Linked DNA regions of Homo sapiens: all the other regions are linked to region 3. Evidence: chromatin contacts called from ENCODE Hi-C or POLR2A ChIA-PET data. All regions are on one chromosome and are shown on one strand. The core of a region is the stretch at or near the end of the contact, and the rest is flanking DNA. Distances in the headings are between cores, read along the strand shown. Region 1 holds the start of OTUD3 (OTU deubiquitinase 3). Region 2 holds the start of TMCO4 (transmembrane and coiled-coil domains 4). Region 3 holds the start of NBL1 (NBL1, DAN family BMP antagonist).

What was found. Hi-C counts contacts between places; a loop is a spot of excess contacts on that map. ChIA-PET counts read pairs that join two places held with the same protein, here RNA polymerase II (POLR2A). Pooled maps may share reads with other maps.
Region 1: a pooled map shows a loop between it and region 3 (3-fold over the local background). The contact joins the promoter of OTUD3 here to the promoter of NBL1 in region 3. A Hi-C loop is called at or near these places in 1 of 50 pooled maps. POLR2A ChIA-PET finds 5 or more read pairs at or near these places in 3 of 52 experiments (H1 and WTC11).
Region 2: a pooled map shows a loop between it and region 3 (2.2-fold over the local background). The contact joins the promoter of TMCO4 here to the promoter of NBL1 in region 3. A Hi-C loop is called at or near these places in 1 of 37 single-sample maps with no recorded cell type and 1 of 50 pooled maps. POLR2A ChIA-PET finds 5 or more read pairs at or near these places in 2 of 52 experiments (HCT116 and activated CD4-positive, alpha-beta T cell).

What each region holds. Positions count from the first base shown.
Region 1 is chr1:19,881,036-19,884,079 of GRCh38, reverse strand. It overlaps OTUD3 (OTU deubiquitinase 3), which reads right to left and starts at 1,685. Exons shown (of 8, transcript NM_015207.2): 1 at 1,346-1,685. The coding sequence starts at 1,566. The region is part of intron 1 of LOC105376823 (a long non-coding RNA gene); the gene reads left to right. RefSeq lists a silencer at 1,142-1,481 and an enhancer at 1,852-1,901.
Region 2 is chr1:19,798,404-19,801,337 of GRCh38, reverse strand. TMCO4 (transmembrane and coiled-coil domains 4) reads left to right here and starts at 1,422. Exons shown (of 16, transcript NM_181719.7): 1 at 1,422-1,483. RefSeq lists an enhancer at 754-1,254 and a silencer at 1,178-1,677.
Region 3 is chr1:19,642,398-19,645,624 of GRCh38, reverse strand. It overlaps NBL1 (NBL1, DAN family BMP antagonist), which reads right to left and starts at 1,314. Exons shown (of 4, transcript NM_005380.8): 1 at 1,179-1,314. All of the region lies in intron 1 of MICOS10-NBL1 (MICOS10-NBL1 readthrough), which reads right to left. RefSeq lists a silencer at 1,229-1,568 and an enhancer at 1,467-2,302.

The DNA of each region.
Region 1 (3,044 bases), core at 436-2,935, 240 kb before region 3:
TATATTTCATTCAGCAAAAACGTACTGACTGCCTTCCATGTACCAAGCACTTTGCCAGATGATGGTGAATAAATGTAATCAAGTTCCAACTGCATCTTAAGCAAAAACAGCAACGCAGCAAAGTGTGGTGAACTCTTTGTGAGCAAAAAGAAATCCAATCTGCCTGAAGCAATGAGCATAAACAGGAACGGTGGGAAAGGGAAATTAGGACCAGTTCACAGTCTTAATCAATAAGCTGCAATGTAATGTGAAAATTTTTAAAACACCTTATTCTGCAGTTAATATCTAAGGCAATTCCTGGCCGGGGGTGGTAGCTCATGCCTGTAATCTAGGCACTTTGGGAGGCCGAGGCAGGAGGATCGCTTGAAGCCAGGAGTTCGAGACCAGCCTGGGCAACACAGCAAAATCACCGTCTCTACAAAATAACAATAATAATGAACTAAGGCAATTCCTTATGGTCTTTAATTTCATTTTAGTCTTCCCTCTGCAGGATCTGAGCACTCAAATACGGGGAGGAAAAAAACAAAAGCCAGGCTGTTATTAACACTCTCTCTTCCAAAGTGACACAGCTGACAACCAGACCCCTTTTTACCTGCCCCTGCAATGGGGATCCTAACTGTTCTCCCCTCTTCCTGACCCTTTTCCTTCTTCCATCCATGTTCCTGGAGCCATATCCCCTTTCTTGAAGCTAATTTTCTTCCTCCTCCCCACTCTCCCCCTCCGCGTTCCCTAAAGAAAGCTGGACCTGGATCCAGTCTAAGTCCCAAGAAAGCTTGGGGAAGCACCTTTGCTTACAGAGAAACTGAGGCCCATGGAAGGAAGAATTAGAGAAGCTGCCTTCAGCTCAGTAAACAGGCGACCTAATTTCACAAATGTAAATGGGGGCACCACCCAAAAACCAAGGACTCAAAGGAGGCAAAGCGTTCTACCAAGTGGGGCTTACTCAAACTCCTTCAACTGGTCTTATCGTCATGATAACTGTTTTTCCAATGCCTGGCTCCATCTCATTCCTTCAGAACTCAGCTTAAATGTCACCTTTGAGAGAGCCCTTCCTGGCCACAATCCAGTGGCCCTGCTCCCATATACGGTCTCAGCACCCACTTTCTATTTCGCTCGCGGCGTCTGCCATGATTAGGACCCTTTGGGATCCCCGCGAGCGTCTCGGGGCGAGGGGCTTGTCCGCCTCACTCGCAGCTGGACGCCCTGCACTCGGAGCGTGGCTGGCTCGCGGGAGGCGCCCGGGCCGCCCGAATGAATGGATGGATGGACGCGAGCGGGCAACGGTCGCCAGGCCGAGCCCGGCGCGTCCCCCGGCGCCGCCTCCCTCGCTCCCGGCCCGCCTCACCCGTCCCCCGGCACCTCCCGCAGCTTCAGCCCCAGGGCCTGCAGCTGGTTGGCGAAGCTGACGAACTCCTCCTCGCAGCCGCCGCCGCCGCCAGACTCCGGCCGATTCCGCCGCTCCTTGGCCAGGGCCCGGCGCGCCGCCCGCTCGTCCCGCTTGCGCTCGGCCTCGGCTTTCCGGCTGCCGCTGCCCGGCCGGCTCTTCGCCGCCTGCTTTCGGGACATGGCCTTAGCCTGCAGTCCCCAGCGGCAGGAGGGAAAGGCGCAGGACCCCCCAGCGTCCGCCTCAAGCGTTGGGAAGGTAAAACAGCGCGGGCAACGGAGCCCGGCGACGACTACGCAGCAACCGCGCCTGCGCCGGCGCCCAGCACCCCGGTCACATGATGGAATCCCCGCCTCTTTTGCGGGGCTCGGCGAGCAGACGCCATAGAGAGCTGGAGGGGCACCCATCTTGGTTTGTTCTATTCCGCCCTCTAGTGGTGGATGGTACTCAACGTGAGTGGCAGGAGCGACCGGAGAGGGACCAGAGAGAACAAAGCAGGAACAAGTCAAGCAGAGAAATTAAAGATGATAGAAGAGTGGAACACAGAGCAGCGGCAAAAGTTAGGACCGGAGATGAATAAAAACGATTTAAACTCTTGCTGCGAGCCTACTACAGTTGGATAGGCACTTTCACACGGCTCATTCTTGTTTAATTATCCCCAAATTACAGGAAACTGAATCTGAGTGGTTAAATAATTTCAAGATCACACAGCTAAAAGGCAGAGCTTTGCCCTGGCTCCAAAGCCCGCATACTTGTTTATTTAATCCTGCCCTTCATCTCTCCGCCTTCCTTCGTAACTCAAGGGAGAGGTCGCCCTTCTGTCCAAGACCACTGGAAATCCTAATTCCATCCTAGAGCGACCCACCTAGGTTTGCCTGGACTAGAGGTTTTCTTGGGATGCAGGACTTTCCGTTTTAAAACTGAGACAGACCAGGCTGGGCGTGATGGCTCACACCTGTAATCCCAGCACTTTGGGAGGCCGAGGCGGGCTGACCACAAAGTCAGGAGATGGAGACCATCCTGGCTAACACTGTGAAACCCCGTCTCTACTAAAAATACAAAAATTAGCCGGGCGTGGTGGCGGGCGCCTGTAGTCCCAGCTACTCGGGAGGCTGAGGCAGGAGAATGGCATGAACCCGGGAAGCGGAGCTTGCAGTGAGCCGAGATTGCACCACTGCACTCCAGCCTGGGGGACAGAGCGAGACTCCATCTCAAAAAACAAACAAACAAAAAAACAAAAACAAAAACTGAGGCCAGGTGCAGTGGCCCACGCCTGTAATCCCAACACTTTGGGAAGCCGAGGCCAGGGGATCGCCTGAGGTCAGGAGTTCGAGACCAGCCTGGCCAGCTGGCCAAGATGGTGAAACCCCATCTATATTGCGTGAGGCTGAGGTTTGGAGTACAAATGAATCTGTCACCCAGGTAGTGAGCAAAGTACACAATACACAATAGGTAGTTTTTCAACCCTTTCCCCCAACTGCCTCCCGACTCTTGTATTCCCCAGAGTCTATTGTTCCCATCTTTGTGTCCATGTGTATCCAATGTTTAGCTCCCACTTATAAGAACGTGCAGTATTTGGTTTTCTGTTTCTGCCTTAGTTCACTTAGGATAATGGTTTCCAGCTGTATCCATGTTGCTGTTCTCCCCTCTTCCTGGACAT
Region 2 (2,934 bases), core at 173-2,672, 160 kb before region 3:
GTGAGTCCCAGGCTCTGAGCTGGGATGCTGGTCTCTGACCCCCGTCGGTACCTTTTCCTCCCATAACCCTAGATTGTCTTCACTGGGAGTAAGGGCAACAGCTTCTGAGGCCACGATGATTCATGCCCTAGCTCTGGCACTCATTAGCTCTGTGGCTTCTGCATTGTCTGGACCTGAGCCTCGGTTTCCTCTCCTTCAGAGTGGGTGTGATGAAATTTCACAGGGTTGCTAGGGGAAAGAGATCCATTCATTAAGTGCTTCTTTTGAGCACCTGCAAGTGCTAGGCACAGTCCCTGGGGCTGGGCACACAGCGGAGAGCAAGGCAGCCTAAACCCGCCCACCTCCAGGGCTTTTAAAGTCTAGTTGGGGCTGCGCGGTGGCTCACGCCTGTAATCCCAGCACTTTGGGAGGCCGAGGCGGGTGGGTCACCAGAGGTCAGGAGTTCGAGACCAGCCTGGCCAACATAGCAAAACCCCGTCTCTACTAAAAATACAAAAATTAGCCGGGTGTGGTAGCACACGCCTGTAGTACCAGCTACCAGGGAGCCTGAGGCAGGAGAATCGCTTAAATCCGGGAGGCGGAGGTTGCAGTGAGCTGAGATCGGGCCAGTGCACTCCAGCCTGGGTGACAGAGCGAGACTCTTATCTCAAAAAAAAAAAAAAAAAAAAAAAAAGAACTGTACCTGGCGCGTAGTAGGTGCTCGGTAAATTTGTTCAATGACTGAATGTGCTGGGTGCTCAGGGAAGACTCTCAGATCCCATCCCAAGAGACCAGAATGGAAAGCAGGAAATGGATTGGGGGAAAGGGAGGTCTGAAGGCAGAGAGTCCCAGGCACGGGAGCCTCCAGGCAGAGGCCCTGAGACAGGACCAAACTTAGCGTTAGGGAAAATGAAAGTAGAATCAGGAAGAACTTAGATATCTGAACACTTTGCAAACTACAAAGTGCTGCATACACGTGCGGGAAGGCGGTTTCTGCGGCTGGTTCTTTGTTTACATTATACATTTTTGAAGACTTTGTCTTCAAAATGTGGCTTTGGGGCATGCCACTCTCGGGGCCGAGTCCTTCGCGGGCAGTTTCTGCAAAGTCCAACCCTGCAGGGCCCTTCTCCCGCGCCGCGCTGTCTCGCTGCTTCCTGGAGGGTAAATGGACCCACACACAGATGTGGCGCCGCGGGCTTGCCGGTCACCTGCAGAGGCCGGCACCCCTGTCGCGATGGGTGGTGGAGGTGGGGCAGAGGTGGGACGAGCCAGGTCGGGACCCGCAGCTGGCGAGTCAGAGCCTGGAAGGCCCCGCGCCCCCGCGCCGCGCTCCCTAAGTGCTCCGCCCGGCCGGTGGCGACCAGGCGCGCTCGGGGCAGGCGGCGGGACGGGCCGGGACCGGGGCCGGGACGCGGCGGGGAGGGGAGGGGCCGGGCCGGGCCGGGCGGGAGGAGCCGCTCGCCGGTTTTGCCGCCTCCGCCTTTGCCTTCGCAGCCGCCTCCAGGTAAGGGGGCCCCGGAGGAGCCGCCAGGCCACGGTGGCGCGCACCTCGCTGGGCCACTCCCCGCCGGCCCCACGCGGGGCACTCGGAGCCCGGCCCAGCCCCGGGGCCCTTTGCCCTGCGCCCCGCCCTCCACCCCGGGGACACTGGACCCACCAGGAAGCGGCCGCGCGCTCCCTGGCGCTGCCTGCCCTAAGCCCAGGCCGCCTGCTGGTGGTTGGTTTGTTTTCAGAGCCGGAAGTGCTTTTAGAAATCTTGGGGAGGCAGAGGGGGAAACTGAGGCTGGGCGGAGCACTCGGGCGACTCCGGCCTCGGCCTCCGAGTTCTTAGAGGTCACCCAGCCGCTCCCTTGACAAATGAGGACGCTGGTCAAGGTCAGAGAGGAAGGGGGCTTGCCCAAGGTCACAAGAGGTCCCTGTGCTTCCCCTTGCCCCACGTGGCCCCTCCACGCCCCCGTCAGGAAGGCCTCTAGGACTCCCCCGCCTCCTGTCTCCCTGTCCCCCCGCAGACTCTCAAACAGAGAATTCCAGGAGGGCTTGGGGAGCCTCTGGAGAAAAACCAGGCTCCTCATGTTACAAGGAGGCCATGTCTTCTGGTGCCCATGCCTGAAGTTACAGGAGGGAAGAATTACTGCTGCTGACTTTTGAGTGGATTTTACAGCTGGGTAAACTGAGGCTCAGAGAGGTGAGGTAACTTCCCCAAGACCACACAGCTAGGAAGCAAGAGATAAAAACCTGGGCTACCTGCCTGGAGAGCCTGACCCAGTGCTTCGCACAGAGTTGGCCTCCACAATGCCTTTGCCCTGACCAGGCTGCCTGGCCCTTCCCTGGGGTTGCACTGGGAATTAGGAGCAGGGCCAGGCTAGAATCCCAGACTACTACCTAACTCGAAGTAGGAGTCAGCACATGAGCCCCCTTTTTCCTAACTCAGTGTTCATTGCAGAAAATATGACACTCTTTTAAGCTTTGGGAACATCCATTTGTTCATTCACCAAATATTTGTTGAGCACCTACTGTGTGCATTGTTTAGGCAACGAGGATACAGCAGTGAACAAAAAGGAGCGCTGCCCTCAGGAAGTACACTCCAGAGGGTGGAATAAAGCCCTGCCCTTCAGCCTGGGGAGGGAGGGCTGGGCACAGGGGAGACCACTGGCATTTCCCCAACTGTGAAGTACATGAAGACAGCAGAAGAGATCGGTATTAGAGTGGCCTCAAGCCCTCGTGTGCAGCATCAGACAGAGATGGGCTCAGGTGCTAGCTTTGCAGCTTTGTAACTGAGTGGGATCAGGCAAGTTAAATGACCTGTCTCCAAGGTTGTTGTGAAAATTAAAGGAGCTGAAGCCACAAAAGGCCCAGTGCAGTATCTGACACTTTGGGAGACTTTATACTTTTTAGTCCTAAGGCCCAAGGAGGAGTTGGACAGGAGGAGTTCATCGATTAGGTTGTCATAGCTCA
Region 3 (3,227 bases), core at 65-2,564:
GGGAGGCCCCATTCCGCAGTAACAAAGGGTGAGGGGCTCCTTGTTGACAAATTGCTTCCCCGCCAGCGCCCGGTCTTTGGCCTCCAGCCCTGACCTCTGTTTTCCTGGGGTGCCCCTAGTTACAGGCTGGTGGCGTCCAGCTTGGGGAGCGAGGGCCTCCGAAAGCCTGGAAGTGTGGCTTTCTCCCTTGATGCCCGCCAACCTCCGGCCACGCCAAGGCAGGCGGCTGCCCCCTTTGCCGCCGCTTGTAAACGATCAGAATCGCCCCGCCCTGGGAGCGGGCCGGGCAGGTGGCCCGCAGCAGGGCCTGTCGTCCAGCCGGCCTCGCGGGGGTGGAATTCTTAAGAAAACTGAGCCCCCGGAAAGGCTGGCTCTCCCTGCCCCAGACTCAATTCCAGGGAGATGACCCGGGCCAGGCCTCGGGGCCGGCGGGAGGCAGGGGGAGGGTTTGCCGCACCCGGTCTAGGAAACTATTCGTGAACCCCGCTGGGGGAAGGCGAGCCTCCGACACTGGGGGATTGTCTGGATCGGAGGGCGGGGGATCAGGGAGAGGCGCAGACACAGGGCGAGACCCCCACAGAGGGCAGCGCAGAGACAGAGAGAGGGAGAGAAAAGCCAGAGGCAGAGACACAAACGCGGGCAGCCGAACACGGAGGCAGGCGGGGAACGGAAAGAGACGGGCAGACCAGGGGAAAGTGAGCGGCGGAAACGGAGCGACGGAGAGACAGACACACGGACGTGGGGACCGAAGCAGAGGGGGCCGCGGGAGGCGGAAACGTCCAGAGCCGAGAGGCGCGGCGCGGCGAGGCCCGGGCACGGCCGGGGGACATGCGAGCCCGGCCCGCCCGGCCACGCATCTCCCTCCCTCGCTCCCTCTCTCCCCCGGCCGCGGAAACTCCGATCCAGAAACGGAACCCTGGGGCGAGTCTGGGGACGGGCTCCGGACGCGGCGGTGCCCCCCGGCCACCCCGTGCCGCGCCCACGTCCCCAGCGCCGGCGTCCGGAGGCGCCCGCCAGGTCCCCCAGGGCTCCTGAGCTCGGCGGCGGCGCCTCCACCCGGTGCCCGCGGCCGCCGGACGCGCCGGGGGACGCAGCTCCGGGCTGGGGGCGCGGCACTGCCCCCGCGGCCGAAGCCTCTGGAAGCCGGGCGCCCGCGTGCCGACCCGGGCGGGACTTACCGCGCGCGCCCGCCGGTCCTGCGGAGCTGGGTGCGGGGGTCGCGGGCCCGGGCGCCCCAGGAGGCTCGGCGAGGCGGCCGGCAGGGCGGGGGGCGGCCCCGCGACGCTCGGCTGGGCTGCGCTGCGCGCTGTCTGCGGCCCCGGGCGGGCGCGCGGCGCGGGGGAGCGGCTCCGACGTCAGGGTGGCTCCCTCCAAACAGGGCGCGAGGGCGGGGGCAGCGGGGAGGGCCGCGCGCAGAAAGAGCGGGCGGGCGCGCGCGGCCTCTCCCTCCGGGTGCGCAGGAGGGGGCGCCGCGGCGGCAGGGGCCCCGGGCCCTCTCCTGGCCCGCCCGCCCCGGGCTGAGCTTCGGCGCGCTCCGACGGCGTGGTGGGGCGGCCGGGACGCCTGGCCGGCGCCCGAGAGGCAGGGCAGCCCAGCCGGGCGCCCTGGCCCGTTCTTAAGCGCCCTCCCCGGGTTTCTCTGCGCTTCCACTCTCTCCGCCCGACTTTTACCGAGCCTGGGCCGTCAGGCCGTGCCAGGCCTCGGGGTGACAAAGATGGATGTGTCCTTTTTGTGGGCACCGGGCATTGCAGACTTGCCCCGAGAGTGGGGCGCCCCAGCCCGCCGCGTCCCGGCACCAGGAGTCCCCAGTTCTGCGGTGCACCTCATCCCGTCCGCTCCGGCATGCGACCCGGTTCAAGTCCGTGCTGTTGGTAGCCTGGGTTGCTCAGCCTTGCCTAGTGTTATCCTAGTGTCGCTCTCGGCCCCACGCCCTTGGCTTAAGCATCCCGAAAAGCCCCAGGGACTTATTAGGAACTAAAAAGCCAGCAAATGAACTCACTTCTCTGACTCCTGGGAAGAGTGGAGCTCCTGGCCCCAGCTTCCAGCCTCACCTCGGGGGTTCCTATCTAATCAGTGGGCACTTGGGTGGATTGCGGCCGTACCTTCTCTATTCTGTGTGCTTAACAACGGGGTGAGAAAATAACTTTGCTTCTGGAAAGTGGTGGCCCAGGGACACCACTGGGACACGATTGTAGGACTTGGGGATTTTGCTTTACAGCATAGTTACCTGTGTCCATGTGTTTTACCTAGCTTGGCTGGAAACTTCCAGATAGACACAGCCCTGCTTGTCTGACTCATGAGGTTGCCGGGCATCCTGGGTGGCTCCTAGTGGCCTGCTGGGAACTCCCTGGTGTACTCCAGCCTACTCGCACCCTCCACACCCAGCCTGCATCTGCGCCTCCTAGCTGTTGCCTGCGCCCTTCCCTCTGCCCGGAATTCCCTTCCCCTCCTTTCATCTCTGGCAAACATTCTTCCAGCTCCAGATTGGAAAGCCTTCCCAAGACCCTTTGGGAGCATCTCCCTCCTCCAGTGTGATCCTGGAGCACAGGATGAGAACTTCTGTTCATGTCAATTTCCCTCTAGAATAACTGTGTACATCTCTTGGGCAAACATTCTTCCAGCTCCAGATTGGAAAGCCTTCCCAAGACCCTCTGGGAGCATCTCCCTCCTCCAGTGTGATCCTGGAGCACAGGATGAGAACTTCTGTTCATGTCAATTTCCCTCTAGAATAGCTGTGTACATCTCTTTCCTCCATTAGACCTTGAGGGCAGGAATCGTGTTTATTTCAGTGTCTCCATTGCTTATGGGCAGGCCAGGTGAGATGTACAATGTATTTGGTTGAATGAAGTTGTTGTTGTTGTTGTTGTTGTTGTTATTATTATTATTATTAGAGACAGAATTTTGCTCTTGTTGCCCTGGCTGAAATGCAATGGCGTGATCTCGGCTCACTGCAACCTCTGCCTCCCAGGTTCCAGCAATTCTCAGCCTCCCGAGTAGCTGGGATTACAGACGCCCACCACCACGCCCAGCTAGTTTTTGTATTTTTAGTAGAGATGGGGTTTTGCCATGTTGCCCAGGCTGGTCTCCAACTCCTGGCCTCAAGTGATCCTCCCGCCTCAGCCTCCCAAAGTGTTGGGATTATAGGCATGAACCACCACGCCCAGCGAATAAAGTAATTATTATCCCCCATTAATGTAGCACAGATAGGTCTTCCCTTAATGGTAACT